2 separate regions of the Homo sapiens genome follow, and region 2 is linked to region 1. The links are chromatin loops, found by intact Hi-C in ENCODE. Cell type or tissue: thyroid gland. All regions are shown on one strand. Each heading gives the region's core, and the rest is flanking DNA. Links, peaks and the distances in the headings are about the cores only. Region 1 has its middle 58 kb from the start of LINC01488. Region 2 has its middle 15 kb from the start of LINC02747.

Region 1 (9,645 bases), core at 1,872-6,871:
GCGTTCTGTTACCTGCGGACTATGGCTTTCAAATCCATCTCCCTTACCGGAAATGCAAGGTACGTGATGGCAGAGACTAGAACAGTGCCTGCTCCTGCAACATGCTTGTGCTGGGCTGGAAGGTGACCCCACAGAGTCCATGGCCTTTTAGGACCTCAGGGTTCTCCCATGGAAATAGGGTGGGTGCAGACAGAAGAAGATGTAATAAGCTAGCACGAGGTCAGAATGGAGTGGGGTGGGCCCTAAATCCAATGGGTCCTTTGAAGAAGAAGGACATTTGATTACAGGGACGCAGACAGGAGGAGGCCACGTGACTATTGAAGGTGAGACTATTGGGCCATGAGCCAAGCAATGCCAAGGGTGCCACCAACCACCAGAAGCCAGACAAGGCAAGGTAGGATCCTCCCTGGAGCCTTCAGAGACAGTGTGGCTGTGTTAGTCCATTTTCTGTTGTTATAAGTAATTACCTGCGTGATTTATGAAGAAAAGATATTTATTTCTCATAGTTCTGGAGGCTGGGAGGTCCCAGGTTGAGGGGTGCCTCTGATGTGGGGCTTCTTGCTGGCAGGGACTCTCTGCAGAGTCCCGAGGGGCACAGGGCCTCAGATGCCCGGGGGCTCATGAGATATGGCTGAAGTGAGTTTCATCATAGACCCACTCTCGTGATAACTACCCCATTCCCTCCATAAGCCATGAATCCATTATCCCCTGAATGGATTAATCCACTCACGAGGGCAGGATCCTCATGGCCCAGCAACTTCCTGAAGGTCCCACCTCTCAAGACGGCTGCACTGGGAACCATGTTTCCAACACATGAACTTTTGGGGGACACAGTTAAGCCATACTGCATTGTCCCTGCTGACATTTTGATTCTGGATGGCTGGCCTCTGAAACTCTGAGGGAGTAAATGTCTATTGTTTTAAGACACCCAGTTTGTGGGACTTTGTCATAGCAACTACAGGGGATGAAAGCAAGTCTTACATGTCCCAACACATATTCATGGAATGAATGAACCGATGGATGGGTGGCGGGGGATGGACAAGGCAGCGCATTCTACTTCTCTCAGGGGTTTGCCATGACCAGGTGGGTGGGTCCCCCTACCCGTAAGTCACGCAAGCCCGTGAGCTGTGTCTTCTTTGTCTGGGCGTCTCTGCCACACAGTAGACCCTTAGCACACAACTGCGGCATGGACGCCTGTGGAAATCTGGCCGCGCAGTGCTAGTGACCACGTGGCACAGAATGTGGCAGAAGTTGTGCCCCGAGCCCAGAGGTATGGTGCGAAGGAGCATGGAAAGCTGTTTAGACCCTCTGAGGCCACCCAGGCAGCCGGAAAAGCTGAGGCTCTGGGAAGGAAAGTTCTGAGCAAAGATACGCAGGGCCCTGCCAGCAGCCCGAGGAGTGCAGACTGCAGAGTGTGGACTGCGGCAGTGAGGACTGCGGAGTGTGGAATGCAGAGTGCAGACTGCGGAGTGCGGACTGCAGAGTGTGGGGTATGGACTGTGGAGTGAGGAGTGCGGACAGTAGGGTGCGGAGTGCGGAGTGCAGAGCAGAGTGTGGGGTGCGGGCTGGGGACTGCGGAGTGCAGACTATGGCCTGCGGAGTGCGGAGCGCAGAGCGCCAAGTGCAGGGTGCGGAGCGTCGCCTTTGCCCCAGAAATGGGACCAAGGCAACACTTTGTCTCCCGCCTGCAGATGCTGGCAGAGAATTTCCTGGAAGCCACTGTGATATTTCGGAGTGCCCTCGGGGCCTTCATGGAACTCTCATGACAATACGAAGCAGCCCCACTCACGCAATGATCTCACTGTTGCCGGTGGAGTTTTTTTCGTGGTTAATCAAAATCAAAAGGCTTCTAGTCCGGAGAGTCATTGAATCATCCAAAATATTTCTTAACAAGTCCCCCAGGAGCCATCGCCCACCTCACCTCCCCCCGTCCCCCGCCCCGTGTTCCCCCCACCTCATTTTCCCAGTAGATGCTGTTGAAGTTTTAGAACCAGAGAATCAGGTAATCAATTCCCATAGAATCACTTGGGAAAAAAATCCCCTCTCCCCAGGTGAACTCGATTCCTAGATGTTCAAGGGCAGAGAAACACTCTTGGAAAGCAGCCAGGCCTTGTGGGTTGCAAGCATGTGGCCCATAGTTGTTTAAAGCCATCCCCTGCCCTCTTGGAAAGAATGGGCCATGCCCAGGGATGGGATTAGTCAAACATCTTCTTGAATGTTTTGGGTTCAGCAACACCCCACATGGATTTGCCAAGTGATTTCTCATGTAATTATTAACCCCGAGTGTATTCCAAGGGAAATGCAGCCTCGTGTTTCTGATTCACCCAGACTTCATTCAGCAGTATGTGTCACAAGCACTCGCTGGTGTCTGAGATGTCATTGTGACCTCCTAAGAGGCTTTCCTTGACCCCCTCCCCACTGCCCATCATAAGCAGGAGGCTGATTTGTGCCAACTTCCTGTGAACCTGAATACTACCGGGACCCAGCTCAGCTTGAAATTCAAAACCCTGGAATTTCGAGAGGGTTCTCATGGTGTCCAAACATCCTCACCCTGGCAGTGGAAACCAGTCTCCACTGCAGACTGATAACTGAAAGGAAAAGCCCAGAGCGAGAGCCCAGTGGCACCAGGTCCTCACACTGGCACCAGGTCCTCACAGTGGCATGAGGTCCTCACAGTGGCACCAGGTTCTCAGGCCTCCAGAGGCCAGGCTGGCTTCCAGGAGCAGATGCAAGTGCCAGATCTCGTAGCCTGGCTTCCTTTAGGTTCCTGTTCTTGGAGCATTGCTCTGAGGCTGAGATTGAAAAAAACCAATCATGATCCCAGCTGTCCTCTGCTCTGAGGCCTGAGCTGACCCTCAGGGTTGCCCCCAGCTCCTTCTTCAGACTGGACTGGTCCCATGCCTTCCTGGGGGGCTGGAGATGCAGCCTCCCTTCCTACAGCTGTTGGTACTTCTGATGCCATGTATTAGCCAGATCACCAGACCTCTGGAGATGTGGGACCCCCATTCATCTTGTCCCTGCTCCCCATGTACTCCACCGAGAGTCCCGGTTGCCTCTCTGGGGCTCAGTTTCCTCACTTGTCTCAGGTCCAGTGAGATGTGATTGTTCCATGAATCTAAAAGTAGAACGTTCTGGTCCAAGTCGAGGCCCTGGCAAAGCTGCCTTTCCTATCTCTAATTATGTGGCTCCATGACTCACTCATCATAAACCCAAGTCCTCAAGAAATGTCTTAAGGAGGTGGAGGGTTCTCAGAATGAACCTGCCGCCTGAGCCCCCGGCCCATTGTTACATGCACCGGCGCCAGGTACCTTATTCCCACCGTAGTGGGAGCAAGTTCGATGCTAAGAATAAGAGCTAGAGCGACGCTTTGCCTCCGGGGTTTCAGTGGGGGCTGGGGTGTGGAACCAGGGCAGGGATTGGCTTGGGGGCTTGAGCTGCTCTGGTGGGTGGTGTCCTGGGACGCTCTTCTCCTCTCCCACGGAGGCCCTGGGATTGCTGTCTCAGTCTGTGGTGGGTTGGTGGGGGCAGGGGCGGGCAGAGAAAAGGTTTTCAAGACCCTGAACCATCACCAAGCCCAGCAACCGGCCATTGTCCCTTTAGGGGTGCAGAAGGTGGTCCTGTGTGCAGTGGCACCAGCATTGTCAGCTCAGAGAAAGCAGCCATGACCCTGTGGAGTGTGGTTGAGTTGGGGGAAGTAAGGAGAAAGTGGAGGGACGGCCAGGGTAGGTGGGGTGGGTAAGAAGCGGGGATCGGGGTGGGGCCCGGCCCCGGAGACTTTTCTCCAGCAGAACACAGAACCATAGGAGCGGTATTTTTCCTACTTCCAGGCCAAATGGGCTTGCACGGGAAGCCTGCTCCAGTTCATGGGGAGGGGATGGTCTATGGGAACCAGAGAAGCCCGCCCTGCACCCAGCGGCCGCTTCCTGTAATGCGCTCTGCCCCCAGGGAATTCCCACGGAGCTGCCCAGGAGGAGCCGGGCCAGCGGGCAGCTGGGCCTTCCTGCCAGGCCAATGCCAGGGTGAGTTCCAGCGCCTGTGTCATTCTGCCGCCCAGGCTGGGCAGTGGCAGGCGCGTCCCTCTCCCAGGGTCTTTGTCCTTTCCCTGCCTTCCCAGGAGGGGCCAGGCCCTTGGAAAGGGGGAGGAAGACGAGGGAGAAAAGGGAGAGAAACTGGCTCCCAGCACTCAAAATAGCCATCTCCTTCTATGTGTTGATTTTCTGCTTTAAGCCAGGCTGGGGTGGAGGCCAGGAGTGGGGCCTGTGACGCTGATTTTCAATTCCTCCTGTGAGATTCCAGTCAGGTGGCACTCAAGCAGAGACTTCCTCCCTTCTGAGACAGGGAAGTGCCTCCGTGGAGGGGAGGGGCCTCAGTTCTGCAGAGGAGCCTGGGGTGCTGAGGGGGTGTGGGTGCCGAGATGGGTGGTAGAGGGGTGGCCCTGCAGATACAGGGTCTTACTCACATGCACTGCTGCAGCGTCCTCGCCCAGGGGGGCTTCGGGCCCTCAGGGGCAAATTCTGGCAAGTTTGTAAGTTTAATTTTTTCAGTGGATGAGGCATTCACGTGGTTACAAAACCTAAAAGTAGGCAATGAAGGGAAGCCACAGCTCCCTCGGTCCCCTGCGGCTGAGAGGCTGTGGGCACCGGCACACGCCGTCTTACCTCTCCCTTCTATATCCCGCTGTGGCAAATGCTGCCTCACTCTTGGGCACGCTGCTTCCTCATGCCACTGTCTAACCAGGTTTTTGGAGCCTTCCAGAATTCTGGGGCCTGAGAAGTCTCCTTTCCTTCCCATCTCTTTCCCTCTCCCTTCCCTTCCCTCTTCCTTCCCTTCCCTTCCCTTCCCTTCCCTCTTTCCTTCCTTCCTTCTGACTAACTGGCTGTGAGTGGCTTTGTTGAGTGGGTGCCTGACAGGAAAGAGAAAGTGACTTTTTGGAGGCCTCAAAGATGAAATCAGGGAATCCAGGGGCCTGCTGCTGGATCTGATGGTGGGGCCTGGTTGGGAAGGCTCGGTGCACTGTGGGCTGCAGGTGCTGGCACCAGGCAAGTCGGAGGCTGCCCCTCCCGTCCTTTCACTGCAGCTGGCCTGAAGCCCCTGGCTCGGTCCCCCGCCACGTTCTCAGCAGCGGGTGGCCTGTGAGCCAGGGCCCATCATCCCTGATGCTATTCCGCTTACTGGCGAAAGCAGAGGTCTGGGTTTTGGGTCCACCATAGCTCAGAGCCTCAGGTCCTCACCCAAGGCCTCAGTCCCCTAGCCTGGCCCACAGGCAGGAGTCTGGCTTGAAGCAGAGCCCTGACCAATCCACCTCCTCTGCCCACATTCTCTTGCTGGATGGCTGCCATCCACATGAGAGGGGCTGGGCATGTCCTGCCAGGGCTTCCTCCTGCCCACTCCAGCCCTGCTGCAGGCCCTGATCTCCAGGAGGAAAAGGCAGCCTGGGTACCTTTCCAACAGAGGCATTGCTTCCTTCCTCCCTCCGTCCCTCCCTCCCTCCCTCCCTTCCTTCCTTCCTTCCTTCCTTGAATTAACTGGCCCTGAGTGGCTCCACTGAGTGGGTGCCGGAGAGAGACAGCATTGACTATGACATGTCACTTGTCCTGGGGGAGGATGATTGGGGGTGGGGGACAGCTATGTCAACTGTCAGTGATCAAGACCCAGGACAATGTGAGAAACCAGCCAGGGGAGACTTGGGACAAGGTCAGGAGGGTTGGCGTTGGGGGCGAGTCCTAAAGAGTAACAGAAAGGACTTAATCAGACACAGTTGGGGTGTAGCCTCGGAGCTGCTCAGCTCATGGCCCCTCCCAGCAACCCTGCCTTGTGGCTGCTGGTCCCTGGGTCCCTGCTTTACAGCTGAGGACCCTCTGTGGTGGCTCAGCTGGAGGTGCCAGAGCCAGACTCTGCCTGCGTCCCCCAGCTTTGGTCAACTTGGGTCAGGTTCCCCAGCTGCAGAGTTGAGGCCCCCCAGTTCCAGCCCATCTCCTTTCTGCACGTGTCTTCATCAAGCCTTGACTTTGAGAACCACCGGCTGAAAGCAGCCCCTTTGCTCTCAATGCTCCCTAAGCAGTGGCCCTGCCGAGTCCCTGCTCTGCTGGGGTCAGGACCATCTAGACCAAGGAAGGAGGAAGTGACTTTTTGGTGGCCTCAAAGATGAAATCGGGGATCCAGGGATGCAGGAGGCCTTTCTTTAGAGGAGTGAGGGGCAGGAGGGAAGCAGATTTATGCCCTCGGAAATCAGCTCGGGAAGAAGACTGGTAGGGGCTGGGCACTGGGGGTTCTGGAGCCACATCCCCCAACATGGCCATCCTCTGGTTGGGATGGGTCAAGTGCTCCCATGACCCACACAGCACCGTTCAGAAGGCTCTGCAATCACACCGGGCACCCACTGGGTGCTGGGCCTGTGCCTCAAGCTCTGGAACATATGGGGGCCTTAGCAGCCCCACCATCTCCATCAATCCCCTCTACACAGCCCTCAAACATGAACAAAACATTCAGTGTGGACAATGTTCTGTAATGTTTGAAGAAAGCTTCCTCAGACAATCTCGATTTTTCCTATTGATTTGCACCATTCAGAAAGAAAAAAGTGTGACTTTCCGGTTATCAAGGCCTCTTGACTTAGGCGGCCACCCAAGGGGTACCCCTGCTTCTGGGGGCTCCGTGCTGTAGCGTTTTGAAGATAGAGCAAGGTGGGGCCTGCTCTTGTGTCCAGGCAAGGGATGCAATGTGACTCCAGCACACACACGGCGTTTCCCCAGTGGCCAGAGATATTTCAGAAGAAACACGGTGCCCCTTTACAGGCACCAGGTGACCCACGGGCCGTGTGTCCAGTCTGAGGCCCTGTGCTGGCATTTGGTGACATCCATATTTGAAGCCAAACTCATTTTCTCATGCATCCCCTCAGCCCCTCCAGCCGCGTGCCCTCCGTTGCCAGACATGCTTCTTCTCTCCACGTAGCCTGTGGGTCTCCCCTCCGTCAGCCCAGACCCAGTTCTGGCTCCTTCTCCAGGTGCCTGGCACATGCTGGCTTCCCACAGGGCACCACCTGGCTCCACTTTGCGTGTGGGTGTCTGGTCTTGTCCAGACTGGAGGCTGATGGAGTTCAGGGACTCTGCCTCTCCTTCTTACCTATCGATGAATCCCACAGTGCCCAGCAAGCTCCCTTTAATGTGCCAGATACTCAGGACAGCTTCCTAAATGTTAAAAGCAACATTTTTTTCTGCTTATTAAAAAAAGAATCCGCGCTCATTGTAAGCAAGTTGGAGAATACTCAAGGGTATAAAGAAGAGCAAGTCAAAATGATCCCATAACCTTCAGAAGACCCCTGCCTGGGAATAGTTCATTATTTTTTGGTATTTTTTTCTGTATTTACATATATGTATAATTATATAATTGTAGACACACATGTTATTTAAATATAATTAGCATCAAAGTAACCCGTGTTTACTAAAAGCTTCCGCACACTCGATTGGTGAAAATGGCGCCCACAGTATTTCCAGTGCATTTCTAAACAAGTGAAGGGAGGGGCCTGGGGAGTTGAGGCGTGCAGCACAGGTCCTGCTGGAGTCTGCCTATACCGGGCTCCAGGAGATGCCCGGGCAGAGGGAGGACACGTGCAGACATGGGCACAGGAACCAGCCCTTCATTCATTCACTGACTCAGTGCACCTGACCCACCTGGAGGCTGGAGGTCCAGGAACAAGGTGATGGCTGATTCAGTTCCTGGTGAGGGCTCCCTGCCTTGCCGGTGTGCAAGGCTGCGTCCGCTCTGTGTTCACATGGTGGGGGTGGAGAGACAGCTCGCAAGGACTCTCTTTCTGGTGTTGCTTCTCATAAGGGCACTAATTCCATCATAGGGCCCCACTCTCAGACCTTCCCTAACCATAGTCATCTCCCAAAGACCCTGTCTCCAAATACCTTCACTCTGGGGATGAGGATGTCCTCATAGGAGCATGGGAAAGACACAGTTCAGTCTATTCCAGGAGACATAGTTCAGTCCATCCCAGTTCAAGGAGACAGGGGGCAGGGCCCGAGGAGCTTCTCACAAGACTGGTGCTGCTGGTGGGGAATGAGCTCAGTGAGCAGACAGGATGCGGCTATGGCAGAGCCTGCAGGCAGGAGCTTCTGGAAAGAGGACTAGGGTGCTGGGGATGGATGGGGCATGATGGGCATGAGGGGAGGGAGGGGCCTGGGCCGAGGAGGGGGATGCTAGCTGGGCCAGGCAAGAAGTGGTCTGGGCAGGCGGGAACCCTGGGGCGAGTGTGGGGGGGCTCTGTAGAGCAGCGGGGCTGAGCAGCAGGAGGGCCGGATGCTGTGGAAGGGCATGGACTTTTCTTATGGGTGACAAGGGACTGTGGGATGCCACAAGCAGCTCCTTCACACTCTGGAACATTCTTGCATTGTTGTAGAGGGTGAAACAGAAGTGATTTTCATACTCTTAAAAAATATATTTTATGCCAGGCATGGTGGCTCCTGTCTGTAATCCCCAGCACTTTGGGAGGCTGATACGGGAGAATCACTTAGCCCCAGAGAAGTTCCAAGAACAGCCTGGGCATCATACATAGCGAGACTCGTTCTCTAAAAAATACAAAAAAATTAGCTGGGTGTGGTGGCACGTGCCTGTAGTCACAGCTACTTGGGAGGCTGTGATGGGAGGATCACTGGAGCCCAGGAACTCCAGGCTGTAGTGAACTATGATCATGCCACTGCTCCAGCCTGGGTGACAGTGTGAGACCCTGTCTCTGATAATAATCATAATATTTTATTAGTAGAGTCGTTTTTTCTTTTTCATTTCTTTTTAATTTAATGTTTTGTACGGACAAGTTTTCGCTATTTTGCCCAGGCTAGTCTTGAACTCCTGGCCTCAACCGATCCTCCTGCCTCAGCCTCCCAAAGCACTGGGATTACAGGCAAGAACCACCGCACCCGGCCCAAACATTTTCATTTTTTATATTTCAAGTACTTTGATTAATTATTGTGCAAGTTTCTTGTGCAAAGCTTAGAAGAAGAGGTCTTACAGAATTTTTGGCAGCACCTCTCTCATCTACATTTTGAAGGAAAAACAATTATTTCCTATTCTAGAGTTTGGGGTGAGCAGCATTTGTGTTTTATTTTATGTTTGTAGTAACAGTTCACCATTTCAACCATACATTCACATGGTTATACAATCATTACCACCATCATCTCTAGAACATTCTTGTCTTCCCAGACTTAAACTCTGCCCTCATTGAACACTCACTCCCCCTCCCATCCCCCAGCTCCTGACCCCACCACTCTCCCTTTACATCTCTGTGGATTTTTTTGTTGCTTGTTTGTTTGTTTGTTTGAGATGGAATTTCGCTCTTGTTACCCAGGCTGGAGTGCAATGGCATAATCTCGGTCACTGCAACTTCCACCTCCCGGGTTCAAGTGATTCTCCTGTCTCAGCCTCCTGAGTAGTTGGGATTACAGGCACACGCCACCATGCCTGGCTAATTTTTGGTATTTTTAGTAGAGATGGGGTTTCTCCATGTTGGCAAGGCTGGTCTCAAACTCCTGACCTCAGGTGATCCTACTGCCTTGGCCTCCCAACGTGCTGGGATTCCAGGTGTGAGCCACTGCGCCTGGCCACATCTCTGTGGGTGTGACGGCTCTAGGGAGCTCATGGAAGTGGGAC
Region 2 (9,645 bases), core at 1,564-6,563, 74 kb after region 1:
CAGATCAAATACAATCACTGCTAGGAATGTGGGTAGTGCCCGGCCTGGCCCACCCCGAAAATGCAATGCGTATTGCTGCTATGATTACTAGGATTGCCTCAGGAGGGTCAGAGTTCACCAACCAAACGAGGGGCTTAGCTGTGCCCACAGCCTCTCCCCCTGGGTCTGTGGCTGCTTTGAAGGAGCCCCAACTTATGACCCAGGCTTGCTTCACCCCTTTCTACCCTCTGTGATCCAGTCACCCCAAAGCCCCCTCCAGCTCAGCCCTTGTCTGCGATTTCCACCTCCAGGTGTCCGGTCCTTCCTTCATGTCTTCCCCCTGGCTTGAAATTCTTGTCCTCACCGTCACGTGTTCTGGAACTGTCTTTCTTCCATCAGGGAGCAGCTCAACTGTTCTTCCTCTGGGAGGAGGGCCCTGGTATCCACAGGGAGTTTCAGTTTCCTGGGGGCAGGAGTGCGTCCAGAGGCTCACAGTGGGTGTGTGTGCATTGGAGAGAGTTTCAAAGGCGGCCCCGGAGCCCCTGCCCAGACCTGCAACGATAGAATCTCTGGAAGTGGGCCCAGAAACCTGCTCTGTACACCCATCTCCGACCATTTAAAATACACTGTGGCCTTGACCCCAGAACGCCTGGCTCCGGCCGCCCCGTGTCCGCTTCCACCACAGCGAGGCGGCATCAATGGCATCCCGTTTCAAGTAGAATAAAATCAACCTGCTTTTCATGTCTGCTCCTGCCAAGGCCTTCTCCCTCCTTCCCTTCCCCACCGGGCTCCAGCCACTCCACCATGCTTGGTCCCACCTCAGGCAGGCCCTGGCCGCCCAGAGTGTCTCAGGAGGCCACATTCCCCTGCTTGAGGCCTCAGCCCCAATAAAACCACCTTGCACTGAGGTTCCTGTGGGTTTTCTGCAGCTGGTCTGCCTGGCTTCAACTTCCCAGGCTACCCCTTATGAGCTGTGGGACCCTGGGCAGGTCACCTTGGCTCTCTGTGACTTAGCTTCCTCCTCTGTGGAATGGGGGAAATAACAGAACTTTCTCCTGCGGTGAGGATGAAAATGGCTTTGACACATTCAAGGTACTGAGTTTGTGCTTAGGAAACACTAACCGCTATGACTCCGTGACCACCCTGTCACCTTGTACCCCATTTTTCTATCCTATTACAGGTTTACGCACTTCCTGTCTGTCTCCTCTATGAGAATGGAGTCTGCGGCAGACACTGTATCTACTCAGTTCACCGCCTCATTCCAAGCACCTAGCACAGCGCCTGGCCCACAGTGGATGCGCAAGAAACCCATGGAATGAATGAATAAATGAATGAACGAGTGGACAAACCACTTCCCCAATACCTAGCTCAGTGCACGGCCTATGACCAGTGCGGGCCAATGCTCGCTAAATATGACCTATTAGTAAATCAGTGAAACTGCTCTTGCTGTAAGGAATTCTGTGCCCTTTGTCCTGGCTACTCCCGGAGCCCTGTCTTGCAGAGGACACCCAGGTGGGTCTTTTGCCCAATTTGTACTTGGCTCTGCTGGCTTTGACATGAAGACCACCACCTTCCAGAAACGCCTCATTTTCTTGGCAGCACCTTCCCCCCATCCTTCCCACCTCTAGCTGCTTCTTCCCAGTGCCCTCTCTCCTCTCTTCTGTCTGTGTTTGGGTCAATGTTCTAGTACCAGGGCAGAATGAGAATCTGGGTGGTGAGGTCAGGGCTGACGGCTTTCTTCAGGTCTAGAAGCTGAGACCAGCTCCCCTGAAATGTACACATCCCAGTGTCTGTCCGCCTGGGTCCTGGCAATGTGCCCACCTGGGCTCCAGGGCCCAGCCTCTGAGACTCCTCGGGGCCTCCCTGAAGGGCGGCTCTGACCCTGGCCTCTAACTCACCTTGCTTTGCTGACTCTCTAGATAAGGCCCCTCTGATCAGAAGCTCATTTTCATAAACCACAGCCACACTCCCTAACCCCACCGCACCGCCTACTCACGTAGGTCTCATGTCTTCCTAGACACCTTGACGCCTGGGCTGGATAATTCCTGCAATGGCCACTTTCCTTATTCATACATTGCAAGTTTCTTCCGTGGCATAGGTGGTCTTTGCTTCTTGGTCTCCTGTTATTGACTATTGTCCTATCATCCGGTCCTGGAAAACCCCAGGGGGAAGATGAGGATATGCTGTTTGTCCTGACCTTCCCTCGGCCTTTCTCTCTGCGTGAGGATTAGCCACAGGCATCCGCAAGGCAAAGGGTGCTTCTAAGGTGCTTGCATCCTAATCCTAATGAGAACCACTGTGCATGAGTGACCTTCCAGCAGAGCCAGCGAGAGGTGTTCTGCCCTGCCCTTCCCTAACCTGTGCCTGACATCACTTTCCCTGGCACTGAGCTGGATGTCCCCACTCCTCCCCAGGTCCCCAGCCCTCTCTCTTCCCTTCTCTCCACCAAAAGGCTAAAAAGATAAACTGCCTAAAGGCAAGGTTCCATTCACTTTTGCTTTAGCTTTTGTCAACTTTGGCAAACAATTGCACAGTGTCTCCTGGTTGTTCTGATGTCGTCTTTGTTCCCACTGAATTTGGTTTCTCCTCCAGGGCTCAGGTAAGATTGCACTCCTCACCAGCTCTGAGAGTGGGTGTGGTCACGGGACTTTTTTGACCAAGGGGGTGCAAGTGAAAGCAGTGTGTGTATCTTCTGGATGGAACTTTAAGAGCCAGTAAATGTTCACTCCTTCCACTGTCCCTGGTCCTCCTGAGATCTTAGAGCCCAGGCTGAGATTGAGCCTCCGAAAGCCTCTGCTCTAGACTGATGGGAAGAAAGGCCTGGGACTCTCACTTGCCACGGAGCGTGAGCAAAAAACAGACATTGTGGTTTAAGTCACTCAGCTTTGGGGAGGATGCTTTTTACTGTGGCATAACCCAGCCTATTCACCAGGCCTCTGCTGGCTGCCTGCATTTCTTAGTTTTTCCATTGTTTTTTTTTCTTGTCCTTTGTCCTTTTCTGTTGATTTATAGTATTTTTTTCCTTATATTAAAAATATTAAGTCTTATTAATGGAATTATTTTGTCACCAGCTGAAAATCTCCTTAAACAGGTGATTGGACCTAGGATTGGACTACTGCCAGAAAGAATGGCATAGATTCAATTGTTCCAAAACGTGAATTGTCATTTTTAGTAAACCTCTTTCAACATTTAGCCAACACAGCGCTAACAAGTCTGATTCGACTCATTGGGTTACCTGCGGGTACATGTTTCAGCTACTTTATCTCCAAGGTTCCTTCAGGAAGCCTCTGTATCCAAAGCTTGGTGTTCTGCTTCTGTTGGCCCCTAGAGCTCCTTAATTAATGATTTTTTTTTTTTTAATAATCAGGTTTGGCTGAAATTATTACAGCAGCCTTTCTCAATGAATAGGCTGTAGAACACAGTGCCATGAAACCAGCTCCTGAAAAACACTAGATCTGGAAAATAGGGTTTCATGGCCCAGAGTTTGGGGAACCGGGCACGAGAGCTGAGTCAGCATCTTTGGCTGTGAAAAATCTCTGCTTAATGTTGGCTGCCACGGGCTCCACAGCCTCTTTGCCATGGCATATCTTCTGGCGTGCCACTGACTCACACCATCATGAAATGAGCGCCATGCAGAACACAATCTTGGGGAAAAGCTTATCTAAGGAATAAAATTACAGGTCCAGATCACTTATATAACTGGCGCTTAGAAGAAGAGCCCACCCACATTATTTTTTGAGGACCCCCATGGCTGATGGTGAACCCCTGCTCTGAGGTGGGTGGCTTCCCTTCAGCCCCACGGCTTGTTGGGGGGCACCCTCCACCCAGCTGTCGCCTTGGGGTAAGGCTCCCCACGGAGCCACCCGAACTCGCTGCTGCTGGAAGCTTGCCAAACTGCGAGTCCTGCGCTTTGCCGGGAGGACAGGTAATCCACCTCCCCGGGAGTCAGTGTTCTCTAACTTGGCTGCACACGAGAATCACCTGGAGAGCCTGAAAAACTTTTCATGCCCAGACCGCACCCCGGACAGATTAGGTCAGAACTGGGGGTGGAACCCAGCGCCCAGTAACTTTGTAAACTCCCAGGTGATTGCAGCTTGCAGCCAAGTCTGAGCACCAGGCTCCAAGTGGGTGCTTCTGTAACTTAGTTCCAACTGGAAGGAGGGCAGGAGCGGGGGACGGGGACTTTGCAGAATCTTGTGGGATTCTGCAAAGTCCCCATCCCCATGGGAGTTGCAAGGTTTGGATTCCACTATGCCTCACCCTCGAAGCTGTGCTCAAGCCTCTTCAGGCGCAGCCACCAGACAGCTGCAGGCCCCTCTACCTCAGCTTATCCCTTGCAGGGGGCCTGAGCCAACCTCTTGTCCCCAGGGATGCTATGATTAAAATGGGCCAGAGGCATCCCTGTGTGTGTGCTGGGACACTGTCCAGTTGCTATTCATGCTGACACTGTCAACATGATCCTGATAAGAAGTTCCTCTTCTTTTTCAGAAGTAGCTGTAGCCCAGTGTCTCCCAGCAGCTTGTTAGTTTTATCCCATGCTCCTTGTAAATTCAAAGGCAGGGTGTGTTTTCCTTTTCACATTGGCTGCCGGGGAACTCAGAGTCAATTTTACTACTACATCACACAGTACACATTGAGGACTTAGGGCATATATTTTGACTTCTGCTTCATCTTATGTTTTCCTCACCTACTAAAAATCACATTGTATTGTGTGCATTTTTGTAATTTTGTAAGCCTCCTAGAATCTTCTTTTTGTGACAAAGTAGGTACGTAAAGTCACAAATCCACAAATAAAAGACAGGCTTCTTTTCTCTAGTTGCTCTTTGGTTGCAGAGTTGTTAGCTCCTCTCTCTTTGCATACGGCGCTGCTCCGGCCCCACCCATCACCCACTCAGCAGTGGCTCCAGCACAGCTCCATCTCCCACAGCCCCTGGCTGGGCCTCCCGGTGGTCTGTGGGCTCCTGGTCCCATCACATGGAGGACTTCACCCTGCCCTCTCCCCAGTCCTCCCTCTTTCGGAAACCTTTCCTGGTGAGACTTGCTGCCAGGTAGAGCCACACCTATGTTGTTTCATGGCTTAGTGGCAGTTGGTCCACAAAACTCTCCCTTCCACCCAATGGCAAGGTTCAGGTTGGTAGCAGCCCACTCTTATTTCTCTCTGTACCCCCCGGGTGGGGTCCCAGGCACAGGGCATGAGCCCTGTGGGGCACCAGGGAGTTGTCTGCTGAGCGGCTTCAGAGTCTCCAAGAGGCTGTGTCCCTCAAAAGTCGGTTCTATGCTGGGTGGGGGACTGTGGGCAGCCTGGCAACCCCAGGTGTGGTGGGATTGATGATGCTCCCAGATGGCACAGGTTATGAACTGTCCTGGCTCCACCCGGGCCCTGCTGCTTAGGAGCTGTGTGACTCCGGGTGACTTCCTTGCCCTCTCCGTGCCTTCCTTTTCTCATAAACAAAATGGGTAAAGAGAGTAGGCTTTTTATGGGGAGAGAACAAGAAAGGGCAGATAAAGCCCAGGGAACCAGCGCAGCCTCTGCTACCCTTAGGATTCTGCAGGGGCAGAAGACTCTCTGCTCCTTAGAGGCTGGGCAGGCAGAGGCCCCTGGGGTTGTCTGTACTCCAGGAGTGGGAATAGCCACAGGCTGAGACAAATTGCAGAATGGTCTCGGGAACCAGGCGCCTGCTGTGTGCCGGGGCCAGCCACAGATCCCTGCGGGGCCTCTGTTTCCCCACCTGCCCTGCTGGGGGGAGTGGGACTGGCCCTGCAGGAGGGTGAGGCTGAGGCCAGAAGGGAAGAAGTGAAGCCTTGAAGCTGTGCCGGCCCCCAGCAGCTGGCCTGTGTGTGATGATTTGGGGCGGGGGGATGGCTCTGGGGGTTTCTGGCTTCAGCCCTCTAGGCTTCCCCTCCTGGTGCCCAGCCTGACCTCTGTTGTGGAGGACCAGGCTCCTAGTCTGGAACCCCAGAAGCCAGCGTGGACCCGGGTCCGCCACTGAACTGGAGGCAGGCTGGCCTGGCCCTGAGCTGTTAGCTGTCGGGGCAGCTGGCTCCAGAGGTTGTTGCCATGGAAACCCAGACTGATGTTCTCCTAAACAGCTCAATTATTTGTGGTTTTTCTGTTGAAGATCCCAGCTAAGCAGGCCAGGACGGTGGCTGGGGTGGGATGGGGGCTGCAGGGCTGCTCAAGGAGGGAGTCCCCTGAGAAGGCCCTCAGCCCTGCCTTAGCCAATCCTTAGGGAAATGGTCCAAAGTCACTGAGATTTTGGGAGAGGGAGGAAGGGTGTGTTTGGAAAAAATGTGCTGAGGTCATCAGGCTTGTTTCCAGAAAAGCTTCTGTGGGAGGGTGTGGGTCCAGCATGCTCCTTAGAAGGAACTGGGGAGGTTTCCCACCAGCCACGGTGCCTGTGCCCAGCCCCACCGGCTGGCATTCGGTGCGGGTGAACTCAGAGAGGTGCCCCATGGGGCACTCAGCCCATGTGCAGGACACGGGGCCATGGCTTCCCCCACTCGTCCATCCCAGCTTTGCCTCTGGGTGCTCATGTGATCTACAGCTCCCCTCGCCTCTCAGAACCTCAATTTCCTCATCTGTAAATGGGAACAGCTTTCCTTGCCCGGCTTTCGGGTGGGGGAGAAGGTCTGAGCTAAGGGGTTCTGCAAGCTATTCAGCAGCCCCTTCTGAGGGACTGGGATGTCCCATGGGGAAGCAGGTATTTGGGGATAAGAGGAATTGTGCAGTGTCCTCAGATCCAAGACACACAGCTGTTTTGGTTTTCAGAAAAGAAACTGGAACCAGACATATCGAGACCTGGGTACCTTGCTGCTGGACCATACAGCAGAGGCTGCGGAAAGCATGCTGTCAGGAATGAGCACAGCAGTGAATCGCACGGGCTGGGGCCCCACACTGCTGGCTTGGAAGATTCTTTGGCTCTTGAGCAACTGGTGTGGCCATGGATGTCTGGGGCCGGGTCCAGGCCAGACACTACGGGTCCCACGTTCGTCCTGTCCACATGAACCCAGGGAAGGTTGATGGGTGACTGGCACGTGCAGTGATGGGCTCACAAATGGCAACGTCTCTTGGAAAATCTTCTAGCAGGAAGGAGGGGAGGAAAGAAAGTTTAAATGGCACAAAAGCAATTCTGCACATTCTAGGCAAGGAGAGCAAATAACACCCACAAGGCGCCACTCCCCTCTCATGCGCCGGCAGACACAGCTAATTGATGACAGAGTTCTTTCCTCCAGCGTCTAGACTCTCCCTCCCAAATCATCCTCAGCCCAGCAACCCTGGCCAACACCCGGCAACCAGGTTTGCACATGAGACAGACCCTTCTCTGCTATCCCTGGGCCAGGTGCTGCCCCTCAGCATCAGTGTCTGCAGATGGTCCCCAGCCTCCAGTGGGTGTAGAGCTGGTGCCGTTCCCATCGACAGCAGCCATGCTGTCACTGTGCGGGTTATCCATGCTCTGGCCTCCCCTGGGCTGAGCGTCCCTCTGCCCTCCCAGCCAGCTGGACTCACCAGTGAGTCTGCATAGAGCTGCTTTTCTCAAGCTCTGTGCCCGGGAATCCTGCAGATTCATACTCTGCAGACTTGGAGCTAGCCTCAGATCCTACCTCTCAAACCAGCTCCCCAGGCAATGCCACTGTTGCTGGTTGGAGAACCACACTGGGAACAGCAAGGGTTCAGACAACACTGAAATAATGAAACAGGGGTGAAGAGAATGGAAGAAGAAAAATGCCAGACACCATAGAATGGAGCCAAGGCTTGCATTTTGATTGGATGAGATGTTTTTCCATCCATGCTGAAGAACCAGGATCTAGAGAAAGCTGCAGGGCCATGCTCCTTCCCCTTTTCAGAAATGCGCTGGGCTTTTCTCCTTCTCTGTACTTCCAGACTCCAGTTGCTACAAGGGAGAAGAACAGTGGGTGAGGTTTGTTCCCCTGAAAACAGTCACTCCCTTTGGATGGCCTGGGGAGGGCTGGGCCGGCTCAGGGCGAGGTTTCCATCTCCCACTCCGGGCTGGAATCAGCCTTCTCCTGTGGCTATCCAGGCTTCTTACCCTGAGGACCCATTCCCTTTTCCAGTGGGGGAATCGTGACCTGGGGGGTGTGTGCACCTCTGGGACTCTGGCAATCTGCTGCAAATACATTGTTCCATTTACTCTGGTTGCATAACAAAACACCCCAAACTTAGTGGCATAAACCACCCTTTGTTATGCTCACAGATTCTGTGGCTCAAGAAATGGGAGCACACCAGGGGAGGCTCCCTCACATGCCTGGCAGTTGATGCTGGCTCTTGGCTGAGACCTCAGCTGGAGCTGTTGGCTAGAAAACCTACATGTGGCCTTTTCATGTGGGTTGGGCTTCCTCACAACATGGTGGCTAGATTTGAAGGGTGAGAATTAAGAGATGGGCGTGGGGCGTGAGAGTGGGAGAGGGAGACAGATTGAGATGGAAGCTGCATCATTTTTGATGACTTGAAAGTCATAGCTCCACTTCTGCCACAGCCTATTCAAGACAGTCACAAAATCCTGCCCAGGTTCATGGAGAGAGGAAATAGACCCTGCCTGTTGATGGGGAGTGGCAGGGTTCTGGAAGAGCACATGGGCCTGGATATATTGTTCTGGCCATTTTTGGAAAATACAATACAGGCTTCCCTCTGGACTCCATCATTTACATTCTTACTGCATGCAAAATAGACTTTTCCTTTTATCTACATTGCACTTCCCCAATCTCTCATCCCATCACAGCATCAGGCTCAAAGTCCAGGAAAGCATCCTCTCCATCAGCTCCAGGTGAATGATGGTCTTAAGTTGTGGTTTCTTGCCCATCTCACCCAAATACAGTGGTGAGCCAGGTAGAGGAGAGCCACCATAGACACTCCAATTCAGAATGTGTAAATATAATGAGCACACAGATGTAATTGGTCCATAGCAATTCTGAAATCCAGCTGGGCATGTGTTGCCAGTTCCCTGTTTGGGGCTCAGTCCTACTACCTGAGAGTGAGTCACTGTGGCTTTTGGCTCTGTCTTCCAGGCTCTTGCTCCACCCTCTGAATCAGCCTCCCTTTTCCCTAAAACATAGCCTGTGTTTGCAATTGAGTCATTTCTCAGCCTGCTTCCTGACGTAGAAGTTTTGGGGATCCAAAGATCTCTTTGTATTTTGTGCTGTCTGTGTCTCTTTTAGTCCAAGCTGATACACTTCTTTAAAAACACAACTTTGTGGTTTTTAAGGCATCAATTTATAATCCATTCTGCTAGACAAGAGCTTGAGCCACACATCTCTTCAAGATAAATTCTTCTCTACTTTGGGCTTCCTGTGAGAATGCTGTGGGAAATTGCTCTTAAGATTTATGAAGAGGCTTTTATTTCATGGAGAGGACCTGTGAGGCATGCACTTCAGGTCCTTAGAGGGACTTCTGTTGGCTAGACAGTACACTGTGGCACCAATTTAGGTCTTTCTGAGAGCTTAACAAAGGCTCTTATAATTTCAGTGTGAATATCTTTGCTGTGAAGCCTTTTCTTAATCTGAATTTTGAAGAAGTTAGGAATAAGAAACAGTTTGATTTTCAAACCCAGCAAGTCTTGGCTTCTTGACATTGAGTGTTCCTTCTTTGGCTTGTCTCTGTCCCTTACTTTCATCACAAGCAGCAAGATGTCAGCCAGCACTGCCAACCCT

Evidence for each region. Hi-C counts contacts between places; a loop is a spot of excess contacts. Peaks named below come from ENCODE experiments on the same cell type or tissue, not always from the same donor. Only the 100,000 strongest peaks of a DNase experiment are listed, where the experiment ranks them.
Region 2: a loop joins it to region 1, with 1.8 times the contacts of the local background. A loop is called at or near these places in 1 of 110 quality-filtered maps.

What each region holds. Positions count from the first base shown.
Region 1 is chr11:69,534,621-69,544,265 of GRCh38, reverse strand. No RefSeq gene overlaps it. Among named protein-coding and RNA genes, the nearest start is that of LINC01488, 58 kb to the right of the region's middle. RefSeq lists cis regulatory regions at 4,845-4,848, 8,527-8,528 and enhancers at 4,771-4,915, 4,934-5,594, 6,342-6,841, 6,842-7,343, 8,456-8,600. In thyroid gland, for the core only: no CTCF peak of the experiment used is centred there; DNase peaks (open chromatin) are centred at 2,145, 2,465, 4,305, 5,335 and 1 weaker place; H3K27ac peaks cover 3,727 bases.
Region 2 is chr11:69,460,084-69,469,728 of GRCh38, reverse strand. No RefSeq gene overlaps it. Among named protein-coding and RNA genes, the nearest start is that of LINC02747, 15 kb to the left of the region's middle. RefSeq lists enhancers at 5,311-6,044, 7,889-8,457. In thyroid gland, for the core only: no CTCF peak of the experiment used is centred there; a DNase peak (open chromatin) is centred at 4,008.